Regions from separate parts of the Homo sapiens genome. Here all the other regions are linked to region 2. The links are chromatin loops, found by intact Hi-C in ENCODE. Cell type or tissue: heart right ventricle. All regions are shown on one strand.

Region 1 (8,000 bases), 210 kb after region 2:
GTTCCAGCCTCCTCGGCCCGGCCTCCTGTCCCACAGAGGTGGGAATCTGAACACTGCCTTTCCCACTCGCCTCTGCTGCCAAACAAGTGAAATGGGCAAAACTAAAAAAGTTAGATGCTGATGTGAGGAGCAACAGGCGGCAGCCATGGGTGGGGATCCGGGCTTCCAGCCGGTGCACGCTGGAGACCCTGACCTCTGCGAGGCCGCTTCTGGCGTCCAGTCCTGAGCCTCGGGGACCTCGTGGGGATGGCAGTGGTGGTAGTGTCCTGAAGATGTCTGTCCCTGCTGTAGCTAAGCTCAGTTCCTGGCTGTGTTTCTCCTGTTGTTCCAGGCCCTGTCGCCTCCAGGCCTGGTTCCTGCCCCCCTGGAGAGTCAGTGCGGCACACAGCGGCCTTTCATAAAGCTGCTCGCGTTCTGTCCGCGTTCTGTCTGTCTGGCTCTGCGTCCCATGCGGCGTCTTGCCAGGCCTGGCCCTCACACCCAGAGACCTGTTTTCCTCTTTGCCATAGGGCTCCCTTTAGTGGCAGGCAGCCCCCTGATGTCACAGGATTTTTCCCTGCGGCCCCTCAGCTACATCAGGATCTGGTGCTTCTCTCTCCTGTTTTATCCAAACCAATTGGTCCTGTGGCTGAACCATTCAGGACCCTATTTCAGCAACAGCTACCCCAATAAACTGCTAACATTATCCTAAGTGAAATGGCTCAGAAAAACAGAAAGCCAAGAACTGCATGTTCTCACTTACAAGTGGAAGCTAAACAACGGGTGCACACAGACATACAGAGAGGAGTAATAGACATTGAGGGCAGGAGGGGTTAGAGATGAAATACTAGCTACAGGGTACAATGAACACTATGTCAGTGGTGAGTCCGCTAAAAGCCGAGACTACACCACTACACAGTATATCCTCTTTTTTTTTTTTTTTTTTTTTTTTCCTGAGACAGAGTCTCACTCTGTCGCCCAGGCTGGAGTGCAGTGATGCAATCTCAGCTCACTGCAACTTCAGCCTCCCGGGTTCAAATGATTCTCCTGCCTCAGCCTTCCCAGTAGCTGGGTTACAGGCACCCACCACCATACCCGGCTATTTTTTGTATTTTTAGTAGAGACAGGCTTTCACCATGTTGGCCAGGCTGGTCTTGAACTTCTGACCTCAGGAGATCTGCCCACCTTGGCCTCCCAAAGTGCTGGGATTACAGGCATGAGCCACCACACCTGGCCCAGTATATCCATTTAACACAGCTGCACTTGTATCCCTAAATCCATAACAATAAAAATAAAAAATAAAAATTTTAAAAGCAGAGGGTAAGCAAAAGTTTGTATAAAAAAAGATGAAAAACAAATATTTTTTAGAAAAATTAAATTAAAATGTATATAAAAAAATAAAATAAAATAAACTATTTAAGAAAGGTGCCAACGGTTTGATGCTTCACCCTGTCCAGTGGAGCCCATGATCCAAGAAGTAGCCTTCAATGCCTTCAACCCATAACATTCAAATTGAAGATTTCAGTTGTTGGGGTCTTGCCTTGAGTGAACTCCTTTTATTCTCCTATGTGATTTAAAAGACAACTGCATAAAACAATGCAGACTGATCACATTCTGATGGCTCCCACCAGGGGAGCCCCAGCCTTCCCTCCCGTCTCCACCCACAGCAGCTCCACTTTCACCTACTCTGTCTAGCAGGGCTCCACCCAAGTCTGTATTTGAAAAAAAAGGAAAGAAAAAGTCCCAAGGCCATGGTATGAATAGGAAGGATTCTAAAAAGCACAACCCCTTTTCAGGATGCCATGCCTAATCCCCAGAACCTGTGAGTGTGGCAAAATATCACACCATGATTAGGTTCTACTCCATGGCACAGTTGGCCTTTGGATTGGGAGATTGTCCAGTGGGCCTGACCTAGTTGCAGGAGCCCTTAAAAGCAAAGTGCTTTCCCTGGCCGCTGGCAGAAGAGGAGGGCAGAGAGACTTGGAGCAGAGCTCAACATAAGCCATTGCCGCTTTGGAGAGGGAAGGAGATTCATGCTCACTGAGCACCAAAGATGTGCGAGGCATACCGCACACCTCCATAAAGCATGCTCATCCACTCCCATTCCACAGACAAAGGAAGGGAATCCAACTGAGATCAAGAATTTTCCCCGAAGTTGAATAGGGTAACTAGGATCCCCCAAAATCTGGCTTTTCTCTCACAACTAAATAAGAAGATAACCAGCTATTAATAGGCTTATGAAAGGCCCAATAAACAGTTCACAGAAACAGAAATATAAATGGCCAAAAATGTTTGAACATATGCTCAACCTAATTCAAAAATAAATATATGCAATGTAAGTGAAATATTATGTATTTGTCCATTGATATAAATTTAAAAGATTAATAATACCAAGTATTAGTGAGGGTAAAAAAATAGGCACTCTCATATATTATTAACAGAAATGTAATGTGGAGCATCCTCTTGGGAAATCAATAGGCAAAACTTATAAAAATTCTACCTACATATAGCCTTTGACTCAAAACTTCTCAGCTAAGAATTTACCCTACAGGTAAAACACTCACAAAAGTATGCCAATGCATCTATGTGATGGTCACTTCAGTATTATTTGTAATAATAAAAATACAAAAAACATAAGAGACTAGGTATTAAGTATTCTTACCACAAAAATAAGTATGTGAGGTAATGCATATGTTAATTAGCTGATTTAGCCATTTCATAATATATACATATTTCAAAACAACATGAACACAATAAATATATGCAATTTTTTAATTTGTTAATTTAAGAAAATTTAAGGCAGAAAACAGCAATCTATAGGCACATGGAAAACTATGATTGACCCATATGATACTATATCTACATAAAGACTAAAAAGAATCAGAATGTGATCAATCTGTATTGTTTTATGCAGTTGTCTTTTAAATCACATAGGAGAATAAAAGGAGTTCAAAAGAAACATACATTTATATTTTCCTTCCATATTTACCTATGTAATTACCTTTATCTGGTTCTGTGCCCTTTATTTCTTAATATGGATTTCTTCAAGTTACTAATGACCTTCTATTTCAGCCTGTATATTATATTCTATAGGGCAAATCGGCTGGCAACAAATTATCTCAGTTTTTGTCTATCTGGAAATGCCTTAATTACTTCTTTAATTTTGACTAATTGTTTTGCTGGATGTAGAATTCTTGGTTGACGGTGTTTTTCTTTTGGTGCTTCAACTATGTAATCCAACTGTTTTCTGGCCTCCGTGGGTTCCGATGAAAATATTTCTTACGTATGTCTTATATGTGATGAGTCACTTCTCTCTTACTGCTTTCAACAGTTTTATTATAGCATGCCTAGGTGTGGGAGTTTGTCTTTTTTTGGGGGGCTGGGGGGTGTGAAGACAGAGTCTTATGGTCTCACTCTGTTGCCCAGACTGGAATGCAATGGCACAAACATGGCTCACTGAAGCCTAGAATTCCTGGGCTCAAGCAATCCTCCCACCTCCGCCTCCTGAATAGCCGGAACTGGAGGCACACACCACCACTCCTGGCTAATTTTTGTATTTTTAGTAGAGACGTGGTTTCACCATGTTGCCCAGGTGGGTCTCAAACTCCTCAGCTCAAGGGTTCCACCTGCCTCAGCCACCCAAAGTGCTGGGATTACAGGTGTGAGCCACCACACCCAGCCTGAGTTTATCTTATTTTGAGTTCGTTGAGCTTCTTGGATGTTAAATTAATGGTTTTTAAATCAAATTGGGAAGTTTTTGGCCATTATTTCCTCAAATATTTTTCTGCCCTTTCTGTCTCTCTCTCTTCATTCTGGGATTGTATTGTGTTTATGTTGGTCCCACTCAGTGGTGTTCAATAGGTGTCTTAATCTCTGTTCATTTTCCTTCATTATTTTTTCTTTCTGCTCATCAGACTGAATAATAACCATTGATCTATCTTTAAGTTCACTAATTATTCCTTCTGCTTACTCAAATCTTCTTTTGAAACTTTCTGGTGAATGTGTCATTTCAAATTATTGTACTTTTTAACTCCAGAATTTCTATTTGCTTCCTTTCTATAATTTCCACCTCTTTGTTGACATTGTCTCTTTGGTGAGAGATCCTCATGGTTTCCTTTATTTCTTTGTGTATAATTTTCTTTAGCTCTTTGTGCATATTTAAAGTAATTGATTTAAAGTCTTCATCTACTAAGTCCAACATCAGGGCTTCCTCAGACACAGTTCCTATTAATTGCTATTGTCCCCTTTCTATAAAGCTATATTTCATATTTTTTGCATGTGTCATAATTTTTGTTGAAAACTAGACATTTTAAATAATATTGCAAAGGCTTTTAAGTCTAGTCTGGTGAAACAGAACACTCACACAAGTCAGGCAAAGCAGATTTTATTACTCACAAATAGGCAGCAAGGATAAACAGAAGCTTAGGATTTATGGTGAGCCAGTCCCCCAAGGCTCAGGAAAGCTGCCCAGGGCAGATGGAGTCTCATCTGTGCTTGCCCCATGTGAAATCCCAGCTGAGGGACCCTGAAAGCACTCTGCTCTGCATTTTATACCCTGGATGTCACTTTGTTTGCTGAGCTTGAGCATTGCAGAACATCCTGTTCTGGGAGGAATAAGGACACAGCTGTGGTTGTTCCAGACATTTTCTCCTTATCTCTGGACATTGTATCCTTGGTACATTCTGCCCAAGAATTACAAGAAGAGTGGGGAAGAGCTGGATTGGCCAAGGGCATCTAGGGATCTGTCCTCTTGCAAATATAATATGGAAACTCTGAAAATCAGATCCCCCCCACACCTCACTCCCTAGAGTATTTTGCTCTTGTTATTCATTGCTTTATGTGTTGCTTGTTTGGTTGGTGATTTTTCTGAACTAATTATGTAAATTCCATGTCCTTTGTTGTTGTGGCCACTGAAATCTCTGTTTGGTTAGCTTTGTGATCAGCTAATGATTAGAAAGAGGCCATCTTTAAGTGCCTGGAACCAATAAGTCTACCAGTCTCTGCTCAGTGTGACTCAGCCAGGCTGTTTACAACTCTGCCTTATCGTTCACTTCCCACTTGTGCAGAATCTCAAGGCTAGTCAAATATGAGAGCTCATGGCCTTATCCAGTCTTTCCTGAGAATGTGCTCAGCCCTGGGCATGAATATGGCTCTCTAGAGACCTAGGAATACGTTGGAGCTTTTCAAAGTCTGTATGGACGTCTCACTTCCCAAATTTCTTTTTAAGCTTTTTGGTCAGCCTTTTATTTGCCCCAGCTGTTATCCAGTGAACTGTTATCCAGGTCGCTGAGATGTTCAATAATTGCCTCTGATTTTTTTTTCTTTTTTTTTCTTTTTTTTTTTTTTTTGACAAACAGCCCTGGAGAAAAGTCTGTTTACACTTGGAAAGCTTCAAGTCAACTCAAATAAAGACAGCCTTGAGAATGAGATCTTCCAGGGAACCAACAGAAAGGTCAAATGCTGACAACTCTCTGGAAATAGGCCTTTGAAGGCACTCCATCCCTATTCTGCCCCCTCCAGTGGCTGCTGGTTTTCTCTGTAATTGAAGGCTGCATATCTTCAAGACTACCATGGAGACCAGGGGATAAGGGTATGTATGGAAATAGGGCAAATTAAAACATCATAAAACTCATTGTTCTTATGAAGATTCAGACATTTTTCTTGAGCAAACACTTCTCGAGTTGCTGCAAGCCTTTGGTTAACTTCCAGAGTCCTGAAAAGTTGATTCTGACAGTTTTTGCCACTGTTCTCATTGCTTGTACGGAGGTGGGAATTTTTGAAGATCCTTACTCCCTCATTTTCACAGATGTCACTCTCTTATTTTATTTAATTTTAATTAATTTAGATTTAAATTTAAATAGCCACATGTGACTAGTGGCTACTGTATTGGACAGTGTAAGTCTATAAAATTCAATATGAAGTCAACTAGCCCAATGAAAGTTAACTCCAATATAGATATATACAAATACAGTAAACTCAAAATCACTATGGAGGAGGCAGGCCATGCATTATCTCCATTCTGCAGTTGAGGAAACTGAGTTGAGAGTCAAGACGTGGAAAAGAGAAGCCGAGAATAACCTCCAGCTGCTGAGGAGGCCTGGGCACAGTTGCTGATGGGGCATGGGTGTCCTCAACCACCAGCCCCACTGGAAACCTGGGGGCAGATGACACAACTGCTCTCCAGCAGTCAAGTGGAAGGAGCCTGATGTCTCATCACTGCCATGTGCCAGGATGCTCCAGCTTCTCTCTAATCCTCTTTTTTTCTTTTTTTTGAGATGGAGTTTTGCTCTTTGTTACCCAGGCTGGAGTGCAGTGGCGCAATCTCGGCTCACTACAACCTCCGCCTCCCAGGTTCAAGTGATTCTCCTGTCTCAGCCTCCCAAGTAGCTAGGATTATAGGCACCCACCACCAGGCCCAGCTAATTTTTGTATTTTTAATAGAGACAGGGTCTCACCATGCTGGCCAGGCTGGTCTCAAACTCCTGACCTCAGGTGATCCACCCATCTCAGCCTCCCAAAGTGCTGGGATTACAGGTGTGAGCCACCACACCCAGCCTCTTTAATCCTCTTATTAGTCATCCTATAGGTGGCCAGGAAGCCAAACAAAATGGAAATCTGCTGAATTTAAAACAATCTGATGCCCTTATTTTTTCAGTTCAATAAATTAAAAATATATGGTTTGGTTTCAAACTGATTCATGGGAGTTTAGGATTAAAGATTTTGTTCTCCTGGTTGGTTGGGTTTTCCTTGTTTCCTTTTTCTTTTAATCTTCTTTTAATGTCACGCTCCCATTTATGATTGTGTAAACAATGGATGTACGATTTCTGCACTCGGCACGTGAGTGCAGCTACCTCTAGTATCAGCTCATGGCTCTCTGCACTTCCAGTGCCTGGGAGACATGCATTTGCCAGAATCCATTACATTGTCCCAGGCAGGAGTGCCACAGGGCACCCAGACTTCCCAGGCACCAGCTAGTGGCAAATCACATCAAGCATTTGTGGCATTTGTTTCAGGAGAGCACACTGCAGCAGGGTGAGGTAGGAAGCCTGTCCCAAGGTATCCACTAAGTTAGACAATCCAGGGAAACCTTGGTTTACTAATCCAGATTTCAACCTGCCAAACCAGCTCCAGTGCAAGACTACCAAGCTCGCTTTGTATCAGCTTTCAAGAGACTCGGTGCAAAGGAAATAAGTGATGATGTGCTCAAACAGAGAAACCCATCCTAATTCCCAAAGACACCTTCCCCAGGAAGCCTTCCCTGACCCCTGGGCTGAACTGAGAATGCCTCCTCTGTGCCTCCCTGTCCCTGAGCACAAATAGCAGGGCACTCCACATGCTATTTGTAAATTACACGTTGCCATGTTGGCCTCCCCAGTCAGACAGCGAGATTCTTGGAGACAAATGTCTTGTCTTCATTACCCTAGCACTAGCACCAGCACCAGCAGGGGGCCTTAGATGCTCCCTGTGTGCAATGATCTGTGTGCATATCCTGCCTATGTATAGATGTCCTGGGCTCAGTACACACTTGTTGAACTCAACCCAGGATGGCTATGCCAGGACAGAGAATGTGGCTTTTAAGGGACCCTAACAGCCCATCTGAAAAAAAAACAAAAACAAAAAAACTTGATCCTTGATTTAATCATGGGATTTCTATTAAGATATCACACATTTTGGGTTTTTCCAGTCTGTCTTCTTCCTCTTACTACTGATCACGTCATTCCCCTGTGCCATGCATAGCACAGCCATGTGTGTTTGACGGACACAGGTTGATTAGTACACTGAGAGCCTTGCTCTCTCTGATGCCCTTGGCAGGGAGAAGCCAGATTGCAGGGCCTCGGGTATCAATGGCTTACACGGGACCTCCTTACTTTGGTTCCTTCTCCCAAGGAAACAGTTGCAGTCATAACAGAAGTGCACATATTCAAAGTCCGCTCATGCTGTGTGCCACGTGGTCAGGAGGGCAGTCATCTCCCAGGGCAAGAGGGCATTCCCAGCCTCCCCCTGGGCACATCTTCCCTGCT
Region 2 (8,000 bases):
CCTTGCAGCCTTGCCACAGACATCAGCTGTCCCTAGAGGGATCAGCTCCCTCTAGACTTCCTCTCATCACTGCAGTTGATTCTAAAATCTGGGCGGAACAGGAAAGAAGGCGAAGGGACCAGACGGTAGAGGACTACTGCTTCTTCTCATTTGTTTTTCTATTTCTGCTGATACTTGCTTCAATTACTATAAGTAGCTCTCTGGCTTTTAGAGAATCTCTGTGTATTTTCTCACCTTCACATCCAGGGACTCCTTGTGGGTGGCTTCTTTGGTCTAGCCTGATTTGATGTTTCTTTTCACACTACAGGGTGGACACGAAAATCACTGGCCATTTTCCACATGACATCAGCCTTGGTGAAGTAGCATGAAGTGCTCCATACAGCACAGAAAAAGTTCTCCTGCTTTGAGTAAATATTTGTTGAGTGAATTAACAATCCTTTTGCCAACTCTTATTGACACGAAAGGCTGTGATTAATTATCTTATGAATAATCTACCTTGTTTGACATAGATTTTACTTGTATTAAATTCTCAATTGAATCAGCTAGTATTTCTTTCTCTGTGCACAGTTTCTTATCAAATATTTTGGCATAGAGTTTATTCTTAAATTAATAAATACAATATATGTTAACATTGACAAAGAGGTTGATCTATTAAGTTGAAAATTTCCCTTTTTTTCTAGCTGGCAAACTCCTGATTATTCGAGTTTTACAACTTCTGAAGCAATGGTTGAAGATGTGAGAAAGGCTTCTTTTTCAGCTTGTTTCCCTTACCACAAGCCTTCTTCATGGTCATACGGCAGTTTCATGGGAAACCCACACTTGACCACTCTCTTTGATGCTCAGACAGCTCACACATCATGAGCCTTTTTTATTTTCAGCTTTAAGCCAGCTTCTGACTCAATGTTCAACACATGAATCAATCGTATGCTGAGCAGTCATGTTGGACTGGGGAGTCTTTGTCCTAATTCCTTGAAATTCATCTCTTTCATGAATACGTCATGTTCTATTTCCTTAAGAGAGTCACTTGTAACTTCCTATAGAACACAGTTTTCTAAGACCAATTCAAAGATATCCTTCCCTCAACCCCTTCTCTTAATGATTAATAAATGAATAATTGGATGTTAGGATGAATGGATAGACGGATGGTGGGTGAATAGATAGATGGATTCTGGTCTTCCAGCCTCTATACCTACTCATCAGAAGAACCCTAGAAACCTCAGCATCATTTCGTACCTTTGGATATGATCCTTCAGGTGCTTAGAATTTAGATCAGGTGGCCTTCCAAATGGTCAACTGTGCTCCCTTGCCAATATTCTAAGGAGCCATATTGAAAAATTTAAACTACTCAGGCAAAAGCTAAACCATTTAGATCATTTTCTCATAAATATAGAGGTATTGGAAGAAAAAATCAAATAATAAATCTTATGCAACCTTTGCCTTTTCTATTCAGAAAAATCTGAAAAATCTAATTTGAAATTTAGTTTCATTAGGTTTTATTAGCATCTTGAGTTTTAGATATTATTTTCATGAGGAAAGTACAATTTTTCTCCATTTTTTCTTCCCTCTGGCATAGTTAGACATGTTGCCTGACTCTGCCTGTTTAACACCATTTATGACTGGTCTGTGATTGGTTCAGAGAACATGTGCATGGGCTTTTTTAAAAGCAGCAGCATTCAAAGTTAGAATGACATTTGTTCATTCAAGCAGCAAGCTCCGCCAATTGGCAAAGACCTCTTTGCAATAAAAATAGGAAGAAACAGCCTTTTTATCATCTAAGGTACTTGTAGCAGATTCACTGAGGAACTTTCCTCACTCTCTTATTCATTCATATTGTGTAGAATGCACTGGATTCCATCTTCTTATAGTCCTGTAGGGAGGAATCATGGTGGCTTTTTTTTTTTTTTTTTTTTTTTTTTTTTTGAGACGGAGTCTCGCTCTGTCGCCCAGGCCGGATTGCGGACTGCAGTGGCGCAATCTCGGCTCACTGCAAGCTCCGCTTCCCGGGTTCACGCCATTCTCCTGCCTCAGCCTCCCGAGTAGCTGGGACTACAGGCGCCCGCACCACGCCCGGCTAATTTTTTGTATTTTTAGTAGAGACGGGGTTTCACCGTTTTAGCCGGGATGGTCTCGATCTCCTGACCTCATGATCCACCCGCCTCGGCCTCCCAAAGTGCTGGGATTACAGGCGTGAGCCACCGCGCCCGGCCCATGGTGGCTTTTATCCAGCAAGTCTTGGCAGGCTCCAGCTATACGTTGTTATTTGATTAAGGATTTGGCATATGAGCTAAGGTAAGCCTTTTTATGGCATTATCCAGAATCGGCTTCCTAGTAAATGACATACTCCCCAAAGAATGTTTCCAAAGAGGCTGTTGTAAAGTTTTTCTGTGGGTAGAAATTTCACGTGTAGCCTGCTTACTTTATTTCATAGACTGGGTAGAATACCACCAACTACTCCAGGATTTCTTAAACTGAAACTTGGAGTCCCTGGATGTGAAGGTGGGAAAATACATGAAGATTCTCTAAAAGCCAGAGAGCTACTTATAGTAATTGAAGCAAGTATCAACAGAAATAGAATAACAAATGAGAAGAAGCAGAAGTTCTCTATCTTCTGGTCCCTTCTCCTTCTTTCCTGTTCTGCCCAGATTTTAGAATCAACTGCAATGATGAGAGGAAGTCTAGAGGGAACTGATCCAAACAGCTGATGTCTGTGCAAGGCTGCTAGAAAAACTAAAAAAAAAAAAAAAGCTTTCTGGGGAACACTTATACACTGCTGGTGGGAGGGTAAATTAATTTAGCCATTGTGGAAAGCAGTGTGATGATTTCTCAAATAACTTAAAACAGAATTATCATTCAACCTAGAAATCCCACTATTGGGTATACCCAAAGGAATATAAATCATTCTACCATAAAGATACATGCACACCTATGTTTGTCACAGCACTATTCGCAATAACAAAGACATGGAGTCAACCTAAATGCCCATCAATGGTAGACTGGGTAAAGAAAATGTGGTACATATACACCATGGAACACTACGCAGCCATTAAAAAGAATGAGATCCTGTCCTCTGCAGCAACACGGATGGAGATGGAGGCCATTTTGCTAAGCTAACTAATGCAGGAACAGAAAACGAAATACCACGTGTTCTCACTTATAAATGGGACCTAAACACTGAGGACACATGAACACAAAGAAGGGAACAACAGGCACTGGGACCTACTTGAGGATGGAGGCTGGGTGGAGGGTGAGGATGGAAAAACTACCTATCAGGTACTGTGCATGTTACCTGAGTGACAAAATAATCAGTATACCAAACCCCCATGACACACAATTTACATATGTAATAAATCTCCACATAGGCCCTTGAAATGGAAATAAAAATTAAAAACAAAGATAAAATAACAACAGAAAATAATAAAAGAGGCTTTTGGGAAGTGGACAACTGCAGTGTGATGACAGATATGTGAAGTCAGGGGGCCCTGTCTCAAAGGACACAGTGATGTTTAAGGACTCTGCCTTTCCAAGAGACTGACAAGTCATTCAAGTGGACTGAGTCAGCCCCAAATGGTCATGCTCACTCCTTCCTCCAGGAGCCCTTACTTCACAGGAGGTTCTCAATGTAGCCCCCTGAGCCAGTCACTGGAAGAGACAGAGCCAGAAGATCAAACTGCGAGTCTTGGCCTGAAACTCAAATCAGCTGGCTCCATTTTCTTTCCACATCTACCTTCACTGCACATTGCCCAAAATAGCCTTTCTAGTTTCAGCAAGACAAGAGCTCCCAGAAGTTAGGCGCTAGCAGTACTGCAAACTATCTTTAGGTGGGATTAATTCCCTTCCGAACCTAAGACAGCAAAGTGCTGTCTTTACCTAAGATTAGTCTTTACCTAAGACAGCAAAGTACTCACAAGCATTTCAGACTCTGGGGATCCACACACCCCAGAATACAAGAACTTTCTGGGCAGAATTTTGCAAAGTCTCATATCCCTTCCAGCCCCTGAGTAAGCAAGGTCAGCAATACCCTTATCTGCCAGTGGAAGGAGACGTCCCTCCTCAAGGGCCCTGGAACCCACTATGGCTTCCCGATGGCCACTTTGAAGGAGGCCACTCAGCTCCATCTGGTGCTGGCTGTAGGCAGGGGCCCTGCAGAGAGGTCCTGGAACCAAACTGGAGGGTGGCTGCCGGCTTTGTATTTCAGTTAAAATGAACACTGCATTTGAAATGCTCTGGTGATTTTGTTTAAATTCTTTAAACTATTTTTTCTCTCTTAGCTCCATCTTCCTTACCTCCACTTAACCTACATGCTGGCAATGGGAAACGGAGGGAAGAAAATTCATTTTCTGAAATTGTATATATGAATTTTTGTCCTTGAACGATATTTTCAATGTTTTGACAGATGGCTCAAGCTTCCAAAATCTCTACGCTCACATTGACTTGATTTTTAGAGTCACATTGGAAGTGTCTGGCAACAAGAAAGAATGTTTGAAATTAGTGATATTCCAGCAAATGCAGGCTGTATGGTTTGAGAAGTCTCTGCCTCTCGTAGTGGTGCATGTGTCTTAGGTCAGCCATGGCATGGGGAAAAAGAACCTTATCTGCACCTGTCTGCAGGGCACTGAGCACCGCTTCCCTGGGGCTCTCTGTGTCTCTCACCAGCTTCCTACCTGCATCATTTTCCATATTCTCTGTCCTCTGGAGTGCCTAAAAACCCAGGCTGTGGGGCGATGCTGGCTCCACCACTGACCAGCCAGTGACTTTGTGCACTTTGCCTAAATTATCTTAACCCTTGTTTGCCGGGTACATAGTAAAATACCCAGCCACTCTTAGCCGTTATGAATTTCAGTGTTTCTGTAGATTCTAAGCCAAATGAGATGTAGGCACAGATATCAAAGATGACAACATGAAAGGGTTGTAGGTGAAGTTGGAATGGAGATCAAAGCAAAATTTCCAACTTCTTTTTTCTTTTTCTTTTTTGAGATGGGGTCTCCCTCTGTCACCCAAGCTGGAGTGCAGAGGCTCCATTTCTGCTCACTGCAACCTCCGCCTCTTGGGTTCAAGCAATTCTCCTGCCTCAGCCTCCTGAGTAGCTGGGATTACAGGCGCGGGCCACCACTCCCAACTAATTTTTTGTTGTTGTTTTTAGTAGAGATGGGATGTCACGGTGTTAGCTAGGATGGTCTCGAACTCCTGACCTCATGATCTGCCTGCCTCGGCCTCCCAAAGTGCTGGGATTACAGGCATGAGCCACCGTGCCCAGCCAACTTCTTTTTCTTCAGCTGAGACTTTGGGATGCACTCGGGGTGAGGGACAGTGAGGGCTGCTGAAGTCAGTTCTCCACCAGCCACAAGGACAACTGTGACTCGCCCTACCCCTCATCAAGCATAGAGTTCCCAGGAGCCTAGGAGAGAGGGCACTGAGCCTCCAGACCCTGGCCAGACTCTCCCCGAGGTTTGCCTCCCAGCTGGAAGCAGAGGTGTCAAAGGAAGGCTTATGGCTGGAAAGTATGTTCGAGATGAGAGAGAAAAAAAGAAACCGAGACAGAGACAGGCAGAGAGAGTGAGCACTAGGCCGTGCATAGAGGGGCCACTAACAGGGTAGACGCTCACGGCACAGGTGAGCAGGAGCGCAAGCGGCCAGAGATGGGGGCCCCCTTCCCCTGCTGGCGGCTGTGTTCGCATTCTTGCTGTCTTCTGTGGCTGAGAGTAACCACACAACAGTCCTCAGCCAAGATAGCCTTTCCCTGTCTTCACACAGACGCAGGAACCCCCAGGGATGAGTGCTCAGGAAGGGAGTGGACAGCAGAACCCTCCCTAGGACGCGGACCCTCTTAGGCAGGTGGCATTTGTCAGCCCGGGTTTCCTTCCTCCCCACCCTTTCCATCTTTCTCAGGCTCCTCCCAGCCTCTTCCATATTCCTCTCCCAGCCCCGTGCTGACACCCCAGCTGCTCTGGCAAGGATGGGCAGTGATAAGAGGAGCCCCGAGCAGGGAGGCTGGGGCCTGCAGTTTCACGCAGCTGTGAAGTGCACCGGATGGAGTCTGTAAAGTGCTGTGTGAAGCTTGCTGCAGCTGAGTCCCATGGGCGGAGGAATGGGAGACGTGCCGCAGATGAGGCAGAGCCAGCCTCCCCAGGTAGTGCCTTCTCTTTGAAACGGCCTGGGAGGAGTGTGGGGTGCTGATGAGCCCCAGAATAAAATAGACATAAGCATGTCAGATAATGCTTCATTCTCGATAGCAGTGCCTTCTGTCTTAGACTTCTTACGCAGCAGCTAATTCGTCTAACTAATAAAAGAGGCGTGGAGAGCAGTTCACGGAGAAGCTCCTCTCCCGCCCGTGGTTAGGGGCTGCACGTGCTCTGTACTCCGCAAATGCCATGCCATGTAGCTGAAAGCTTGCATTTCTCTCTAGAACCCTTCCAAAGCTCTCATTTCTCATTTGGCATCTCTGAGCCTCCGAAATCTCACTCTAAAAGTCTCCACTCTTTTCCCCTTGGTTGTTTTTCCCTTTCAAAACAAAACCTTCTTCAAGCCACTGCAATCTCACCAGAGGTATTCTCAAGCGCGTTCTGCTCTGAAAAATAAAACTCATTGTGAGCCTGCTAGGAGCTTCTGCTTGGGGTGGCAGACGGGGAAGTAGGGGGCACGCAAGTAGGGGAAGCCTTCAATCGACACTGCATCTGGGATGAGCAGTTTGCGGAAGGTGTTTTGGAAATCTTGGGCACAGGAAACGTGAATTTTTAAAAACAATAACAACAACACCACCACCACACACACACACACACACACACACACACACACCCCAGACAACAGAAGAAAACAGCATTGTTATCGAAAAGTGACCTGAGTGGAATGGAACCACATGGGTCTTGTGGGTGCACGAGCCCCAGGCTGGCTGGCGTCCTTGTGGCCTGGCTGGGCAGTCCGCCCATCTGTTCTGGCAGCTCTGGGCAGACCCCGCCACAGACCCAGCCTGCAGACCCCTGGGGCCACTGCCCCTTTGTCCTCCCATCCAGGGAACCCTGCGGTCCTGAGAGCCCTCCTTCACCTCACTGTCAGTGCATGAGGGGCCTCGAAAGCACGGCTACATCACCCAGGAAAGCCTTAAGCCAGGGGTAGGGTTTGGGCGGGGAGGGGAACAACCCAATTATCAGGCAGGAGCAGCAGGTCATGTTCATGAAAGCCAGAAACGTCTTCTGCAAAGCCAGCCCCTTAGCACTGCGGTATGAGCCTGAAGGCCTTCATCAGATCCTTTCTGTGACCATCTCCATTCTCCAGTGCAAGCTGGCTCTGAATTTGGAGTAACCACTTTTATTTGGGGAGCTGGGGGAAAGTGAAATGTTCACTTTTAACTTTGATACCTGTGCCTGCAGCTCCTGTCTTGTTGCTGCCCTTTCCCAGTGGAAGGCTGGAATTACAGACCATTAAAGCTGGGAGGGGGCCTTGGACCTCACCAGGCCAGCCTCTCCATCCTACAGACAAGAAACCGCAGTCTGACCTAGGGGACAAATGGCCCTGGCACCGAGACTCTTCCAGGCCCCACCCAGGCGCTGTCGCTGGGCCCTGCCTCTCGTTGCAGCTGGCTTGCCTGAGTTATTTTCTGTTCCATCTGTAATGATCCTATTGTCACAATGGGTCTCTCCCAGTAAGAGTGCACTCCACGCATCCCCTGAGGTCACCTATGTTCTCTGCACACAGAGTGCTTACTAAATGAGTCTTGATGGACAGGCGCTGCAGCCTGCAGAGACCTCATCTGATGTCTCGGCCAGGCCAATCTGCCCTTTCCAGATGACCTTCTCTCCCATCCCTTAAAAGTGTCCTGTGATGCTCCCCAGATGTTCTGCAGAAGCATCCAGGAGAACCGAGCCCCCAGGGCAGAGCGGCAATATGCAGGCGCCAGGCCTTGCAAGCCCAGCATCTTGGAACTCTCTTTGCACAGAGTTACCTTGAGCCAAATACAAGTTTCTAGAATCTGGACACACGACACAGTCTCGGCAAAGCTGATTACA
Region 3 (8,000 bases), 200 kb after region 2:
AACAAGAGAAAACTCATCCTAAAGAACAAAAGACCAACGTAAACATCTATGGCTAAAAGAAATGGGTCAGACTCACGAGGGAAGATGACTGTGTGCACTAAGGACACTACCAAGAGCCTGCCATGCTTGCTGGCCCCGGGCTCAGGCCCTGCTGATGCGCACCTGGGGGAGGAAACAAACAACTGTGGAGCCGCTCTCCCAAGATGCCCTTAGGCCACAAGCATGGCCACGGTGCGTCCATGGACTGGCTCTGCGGGGCAGCATGCTGACGGTTCCCTGATGGCCACAGATGGGGCATGACAGCAACGTCAACACATCCATGGCCCTGAGCAGCAGGCGCTGTTAGGCATCGATGGCCTGTCCCAGACCAGGATGACATGGAAGAGAAAAGGCTCAGAATTCATTCAAAATCTTTGAGGCCAAGGGCCTGGACCATCTATTTGAGATGCCCAGATGCTTTTCTGAGCATTTTCTTTCACTTGCCTCATTTCACTGAGGCAAGACGGCTGGACAGTGGGCTGCAGCAGACGAAGTACACCAGCCTCAAAGGTGTTCGGTGTCACCTGCCTCCCAGAGACAGGGTCTTAGAGTTCGCTCTGTTCACCCAAGGAGTCCTTCCATGGCCCTTGTGGGCAAGTTCCCCAATAACTTGATTTTTTTTTCTACTTACATTTCACTGTCACTCCCAGCAAAACTCAGTCCAGCTCGGTTCTCCAGGCTGCACACGTGGTCGCGGTGGCCCCCAAGCTTCTCTGAGGCTCAATAGTAGCATTTCTCTGTTAGGCTTAGCCAACTAGGTAAGCTTTTAGTTTGAACAAAATTACTCACTCATTTCTTTTTGTGTAGCCTTAGGGGTACAAATAGTTTTGGGCTACATGGATTAATTGTATACTGGTGAGGTCTGCACCTATCACCTGAGTAGTATATATCGTATACAGTATGTAGTTTTTCAACCCTCACCCCACTTTCCTCTCCCCAGTTCTGAGTCTCCAGTGTCCATTGTACCATTCTGTTTGTCTTTATGTTCGCATAGCTTAGCTCCCACTTATAAGTGAGAACATGTAGTATTTGGTTTTCCATTCCTGAGTTACTTCACTTAGACTAATGGCCTCCGGTTCCATCCAAGTTGCTGCAAAAGACATTATTCTATTCTTTTTTACTGCACGTCTCTTTAGACAATGCCTTCCAAATTTCTCTTCAACATACAGCTTTGTTTTTCTTATGATTATAAAGATAACACATTCAAACAACACAGAAAAGAAGAAAAAGGAAAGTCAAGATCACCTAAAATCCCATTTGCTCATCGTGAAATGTACAAATTGTGCAATACCAAACCACTATTTCTGGTGTCTGCTGCAATGATGGGCCCAAGGGGGCAGGTGTGATTTTGTCCTGCTCTGCTAGCTCATCTCTGTGGAGCGAACACATATGGGCTGCATGTCCATGGGATGGGGATCAGGCAGCCGCGAGGAGCCGTGGGGACTTCACCGCACTGGCTGTGCTGCTGTATGTGCTTTGACTTAGAATTGAGGCTTGTGCCTGCAGACCTTCTTTAGGCACATAGAATAAACAAGTAGCAAAGGGAAGGTATTATTGTTGTGTGACCCTGACCGGCCTAATTCCCGGAGCCTGCTTCCTCCCCTGTGTCATTTCCCGTCCTCCCCTCGTATCTACCTCTGCCCAGTCATGATTGACTTTTGACAGAGATCACTCAGCTCCTGACAAACTTTCACTGAGACAGAATTGGCTTAGTATCTCCTAAACCAAAGAGATTTTGCAGGAACAGCAGGATGTCAACGCTAAGAAGTGGTAGTCCAGGCAGGGAAGCTGAGGGACGTGAATCCCAGGGCAAGCAAACCTAGCAGGAAATCACCCCTGACGAGGACCAGCGGGCTCAGGCTCAGGATCCCAGTCAGCACAGTGATGGGGTCCCAGGAGCAGTCAAATGAAGCAAGGCTTCAGTGTGGCCTGTGAATTCTGTGTACTCTCCTAGAGAGTATGCTTTTGCACACATGACTTCAGCCACAGTTCCCACAGAGCCAGCGCCGGATGAATGGAAGGCAGGGCGGGTGGGCTAGTGGAAGGGAGGGGCATCCTGAAGCTTGGAAGGAGGTAGAGTCACCGCTGGTGATGCGGGGAGAGGCCTGGCCCTGCCAGCACCTCTGTGTGCTATGGCCCTCTCGAAGTAAATGGGAAGATGGTGGAGCTCCTGGATTAAAAGGCACATAGTCCTAGAGGAGACCTACACGGGACTCACCCAGCTGCGATCTTCTGGAAGGGGATCGCTTCTCAGGAGAGAGCCTTGCTGCTCCTAGGATTTGGTGGACTCGGAGTAGCAGGAGATTAGCGCAGGGGGAGGGCCACAAGGAGTGTGAGGGGGTGGTGAGTGTGGAGTCGCAGGGGCACTGCGTTTCCTGAGAAAGGCAGGAAAACCTGGGAAACGCTGACTCCTCCTCTCACCTTCCATATCAATTCCTTGTGAAATGGCAGTTCCGGCTCCTAGTATAATGTGAATCCCTCTCTGCAGCCATTCCCTCTGCCCAGGCCACCATCCCCTCTCACCCGGGTTAAAGCGCAGCCTCCTCCCTGGCCTCTGGCCTCCAGCCTTGTGGCTCTCCAATCCGTTCTCCCTATTGCAGCCACAATCATGTTATTTATTTACTTATATATGTATCTGATGCCATCTACCCTGCGAAATGCCACCAAAGTGGCTTCCCTTAGCTCTCAGGAGGACATGCAGACCCTGCAGCTTGTCCTACAAAGCCCTCCCCACCCCTCCCCTACCTGCTCCTCCATCTCCACTCTCACCCTGTCCCGACTCAGCTGCAATGCTCCTACCCTGCACCATGGCCCCAGCTCCTCCTAGTAGGCATCTGTCCCTCACCTCTAGGCCTCACGCCAACTCCTGTTCCCTTCTCCTAGACCATCTGTGATGGTTAATACCAAGTGTCAACTTGATTGGATCGAAGGAGGCAAAGTATTGATCCTGGGTGTGTCTTCGAGGGTTGCCAAAGGAGATTAACATTTGAGTCAGTGGGCTGGAAAAGGCAGATCCACCCTCAATCTGGGTGGGCACCATCTAATCAGCTGCCTGTCCAGCCAGGATATAAAGCTGGCAGAAAAATGTGCAAAGGCCAGACTGGCTTAGCCTTCCAGCCTACGTCTTTCTCCCTGCTGGATGCTTCCTGCCCTCAAACATCGGACTCCGAGTTCAGTTTTGGGACTCGGACTGGCTTCTTTGCTCCTCAGCTTGCAGATGGCCTATTGTGGACCTTGTGATCATGGGAGTTAATACTACTTGCTAAACTCACATATATATGCGTGTGTGTGTGTGTGTATACATATATGTGTGTGTATATATATGTGTGTCTGTGTATATATATGCGTGTGTGTATATATATACATATATATCCTATTAGTTCTGTCCCTCTAGAGAACCCTGACTAATATACCTCTTTCTCGCTTTTCACCTTGCCTATTCTTGAAGGAGCTGAAAAGGCACTGACTGTTGCGTTCCTTCCTGATCCCACCTGATTGGGTTATTTTCATCAAAGGGAGAGGTTCTCCACCCTGGCTGCAAAGGAAGGTCTCCTGGAGAGTTTCAGTACCAATGCCCAGGCCCCATTCTCACCCAGAACAATTAAATCAGACTCCCTGGGGTGCTGGGGGTGGGTAGGCTGGCCAGACCAGGTGAGTCTAACAGGGAGCCATGTTTGAAAACTACTGACCATGGGGTCAGTTACGCTGTGCTCTGCTCCCCAAGCGTCCATCCTGTACTTCCCACATCAGGGCACTACTGTGAAATGAGTGACTGGCATTGTCAGCACATCGTTCTCATCATAGTCATCACTGCTATCATGGTCATTCTTGCATGCCATTCTTTTTTGTTATTTAGAGACAGGATCTAGCCCTGTCACCCAGGCTGGAGTGTAGAAGTGCACTCATAGCTCACTGAAGCCTCAAGCTCCTGGACTTATGTGCTCCCACCTCAGCCTCCTGAGTAGCTGGGACTACAGGGGCACACCACTATGCCTGGTTAATTTTTTTATTTTTATTTTTTGTAGAAATGGGGTCTTGCTATTACCCAGGTTGGTCTCGAACTCCTGGCTTCAAGCAATCCTCCCACCTCAGCATCCCAAAGCGCTGGGATTACAGGCATGAGCCACTGTGCCTGGCCCCTTGCACGTTATTCTAATATCCATATGTCTGTTTCTATTTCCACATTTAAAATTTGGAGACAAAACCTCTCTTCTCTGTCAAGCTCCTTTCCAAAGGATGGTTAATTTATAAAGGGATAACACCTGCTTGCTGCTTGGCCACCTAAGACACCAGGTGCTACATCTCCAGTCCCTTCTGCTGTTCTGACTCAGGAAACCAAGCCAACGAGTGAGGCCACATGTTGGACTTGAGCTTGCTGGAGGCTTTTAAACTCCAGTTGCAGGTGCCAAAGCATATCTGCGCAGAAAGGCTCTCTTAGCCATGGTTTGGACAAAGAACCGTTCTCGTCATTGTTTATTATGAAAAGCTTGCAGAGATTCTTGTGGATTACTCAACAGTGCCTATGAAGCTGACCTCTGTTGATGGCTGGGTGATACTAGTGTCATTGTTTTTAGAGCACAGCTAATAACACTGGCTAGAATCACTCAGGGCCAGTTAATCAGAAGGAAGAGGCGATAACGGCATCTTTATGATATACAGTGATGTGATAAGATGCAGACGTAATGAGAACTCTTTTCTTCTGGAAAAGATTAAAGACATAAAATCCTGGCTTGGGAAAAAAAAGAGTCTTTGTCCTGCCGAAAAAAAGTGACCAGATGTCTTGATTTAGACAGAACAGGGCCTGATGTTTTAGGACCAATCCCCCATCTGTGCAGGGGGATTTTTTTTCTTTTGGTTATTTTCCTGTTTCCTGGGTTTATGAGGCCCCACCTAAAATAATCTGAACTTTCCTTGGAGCTGGCCTTCCTCCCCTGGAAAGCAGTGGTCCCAAGCAGAGACAGGAGCAATGGGGCTCAGGGCACACTGGACCTTCCCAAGTATGAAGAGGTGGCCGGGGAGTGCGCACTGAGAGGCTTCCCCAGCCCCCATAGGACCATAGGGGTGGCATTGGCCACTTGCTGAGAGCAAGTGGGACCCAGACCTAGCCACCAGGTGAGGACCATGGAAACACGTCTGATTTTCCTTCCACGAGTACCCATCAAGTGGACACTATGAACCATGTCATAGCGATCAGAGGAAAAATCCAAAGCTTTGGGACAGCTCTCCAGGAAGATGGGCGTTTGTACTTTTCCCACTGCTACATAGAGGAAAGAGTTGCGTTGGGTGTCTTTTCTCTTCTAAATTCAGTGGCCTTGGTGGGAGTGGGGTGAAGCTTAGCCGGAGTTGGACGAGTGTGAATCTGCCTCTAACCAGCCACGTGGCCTGGAGCAAGGTAATTTCCCTTCTTCAGGTCTCTTCCTTCACCTGTGAACTTAGAGGGCTGGCTGAAGACTGGCCCTAAAGTCCTGACAACTAGGACTACATCCACCATGGTTGACACTGGCTGTCATGATTCTGCACAGAGCCCGGCACACAGCAGGACTGCAATCAAAATTGTGGAATGAAATCCTGAATGCCTCCAGGAATGAGAGCACCTCTGAAGGTCCCATTTGGCCCTCAATTTTGTGATCCTTCCCAGATTTTTTTTTAATTATTCAGCCTGCAAAATTTTCACTGAGCCCGGCCCTCAGTGACTTTGCTCATTGAGCAATGAATCCACGAGATCTTTCTAAATGCTAAAACCCCTGTGGAAATTCCCATAGGAAACCAAGAAAAAGTAAGGCAAAGGGAGAGATGAATCATGTTGAACAGCCTCTAATTTCTAGGCTCCAGGTGGCTGTGGGATGCTCTACCTTTGAAAATATGATCTGAAACCTACTATTGCCAATTATCAGCTTTTTGCCTTTAGACAAGTGGCGTGAAACCTCTGAGATTCTACTTAAACCCATCTGTAAGGCTGGACAACAATTGCATTGATCACACACACACACAGAGCTGTTTTGTGATTAAATGGGAAAATATTTGTGAAAGCATTTTACAGCAAAAAGTGCAATCATGTGCCAGGCTTTGCTATTTTATAAGCCCATGTTATCTCTAGGACCACTGTAAGTGGAGGGATGCTAAAGGCATTGACTGGTGCCACTTTAAAATCCAGCGAGACAGGCATCTTCAGAGCATGCCACTCAGTGCTGCCGCTTTAGTATTTTGAACATCAAACAAATCTTCTGGAATAACATTTTGATGTTTTTAGTAGACACAAGTGAAGACCATGTGGATTCACTTTCACTGCATATACACACCAGGACTGAGAGGAACGTCCTGGGGAAGGAATGTGAGATTTGGTAGAACCCAAGGTTTTCAAAACAAATACAATAATTCAAGGAAAAGGAAAACTAATATTTAAGGAGTGCATGATATTGGCCAGACACTTTATACATATTATCTCATCTAATCGTCACAATAACCCCATGAGACATGGACAGCGTTTATAGACAAAGCAACTGAAGTTCAGAGAGGTGGAGTTTTTGCACATAGTCACAGAGAGGACCAAAGCTAGGACTCGAACCCAAGTCTCACAGAAGCTAATGCCTCTGAATTCTCCTGTGCTCAGCACTGAATGGGGTTCCTGACTCTCTGGGTGTAAAAATGTTACCTTCCCTTGGAAAATATTACTCTCCCCCTGTGCTTCCTGGATCTTAAAAGTTCTGGACATTGATATGTTTTCTTAGTCCCTGCTGGGAATGATCCATAAAATGGCCTCACTTTGAGAATCAATGCCAATGACCACCGCATTAATACTGAGGCAGAAATGCATTTCCAAGTGCATTTGCTTGCTTATTTCATAAATATTTATGTGTCTTGGACACTTGGCCACATCTCAGCCACATCATGAAATACCATATTTGGGAGCTTTATATTGGAGCAGAAGATCTTTGATAAACAGTGTGGAAATCATCGTGTAATTCACTAGCACTTCCCGGCTTTGCTGGAAGCATCTGGTGAGTTCTCCCACTGCATTCCCAAGAGGGCACTAGCTCACTGCCTTCCCATAGGAGAGAGAGAGAGCACTCAGTCTCTTCTCCAGCCTTCCAGAGTCTTTCCAGCAAAATGGACCCCACTCACCTGTTGATGGGGCCCTCGGTGGGGGAGGGCCTGGCAGAGCCTTCCATCAGGCCTAATGATGTGCTAACCAGCACATAGGGAATGAGAGGCACCAAAGGGAACGTCCTCCTGCTCTCTGTCCCAGGTCATCACGACACCACAGGTCCACAGCCAGAGCTGGATGCACAATCTGTGTGCAGGGCATTGGGGAGGAGGAAAGTGAATGGACACTCCAGGTGACTGTGTCCATCCCTCCCCAATGGGCTTTTCCATCACCCTCTACAGACAAAGACAAGCATGGGCTTGTTGGTGGACACAGCTTCAGTTGATAGTGCATGCCAGGACCACAGTGCACGTTGTGCTTGATTGACCCTGGGATGCCATCGTATCCTCTCTGCTGTCTGACACACACAAGTCTCAGAGATGCTTGATTGCAAGAACTCACTATTAATCAAGCCAAAGATGGGTTTCTAATCTCATAAGTGAAAAAACCTTAAAGGGGAAAGTTTTCTTAAGTTGACATTTCACTGTTTTGCTTTGCGGAAAACACATTTATATTTAATAGCATTTTATAGCTTATAAGGTATGTTTATTTTTATTAGCCTCATGTACCATTATCACAACTCCTAAGGTAGTAGTTATTGTTATTCTCACTTGAAAGGTGTGAAAACTGGCTCTAAGAGAGGTTAAAATATTTGCCAGTGGTTGTCCACTTTGGTACTAAGGTTGAAACTTAAACACAAATCTTCTGGCCAAAAAGTCTGCAATTTTTCTACACCACCTCTAGATTTCTTGACATTTTGCTCATCTTATAGCCATTGGCTTCTTGTAGATAGGAATTACATCTTCTTTCTACTTGT

The links. Hi-C counts contacts between places; a loop is a spot of excess contacts. Peaks named below come from ENCODE experiments on the same cell type or tissue, not always from the same donor. Only the 100,000 strongest peaks of a DNase experiment are listed, where the experiment ranks them.
Region 1: a loop joins it to region 2, with 2.8 times the contacts of the local background. A loop is called at or near these places in 8 of 110 quality-filtered maps.
Region 3: a loop joins it to region 2, with 4 times the contacts of the local background. A loop is called at or near these places in 9 of 110 quality-filtered maps.

The regions. Positions count from the first base shown.
Region 1 is chr18:10,037,895-10,045,894 of GRCh38, reverse strand. No RefSeq gene overlaps it. Among named protein-coding and RNA genes, the nearest start is that of VAPA, 130 kb to the right of the region's middle. RefSeq lists an enhancer at 1,318-1,859. In heart right ventricle, no CTCF peak of the experiment used is centred here; DNase peaks (open chromatin) are centred at 4,484 and 5,104; H3K27ac peaks cover 3,956 bases.
Region 2 is chr18:10,245,531-10,253,530 of GRCh38, reverse strand. No RefSeq gene overlaps it. Among named protein-coding and RNA genes, the nearest start is that of LINC01254, 160 kb to the left of the region's middle. In heart right ventricle, a CTCF peak has its summit at 4,101 (motif pointing left); DNase peaks (open chromatin) are centred at 5,910 and 7,758; H3K4me3 peaks cover 862 bases; H3K27ac peaks cover 3,179 bases.
Region 3 is chr18:10,048,922-10,056,921 of GRCh38, reverse strand. No RefSeq gene overlaps it. Among named protein-coding and RNA genes, the nearest start is that of VAPA, 140 kb to the right of the region's middle. RefSeq lists a silencer at 4,376-4,670. In heart right ventricle, no CTCF peak of the experiment used is centred here; a DNase peak (open chromatin) is centred at 4,441; H3K27ac peaks cover 4,667 bases.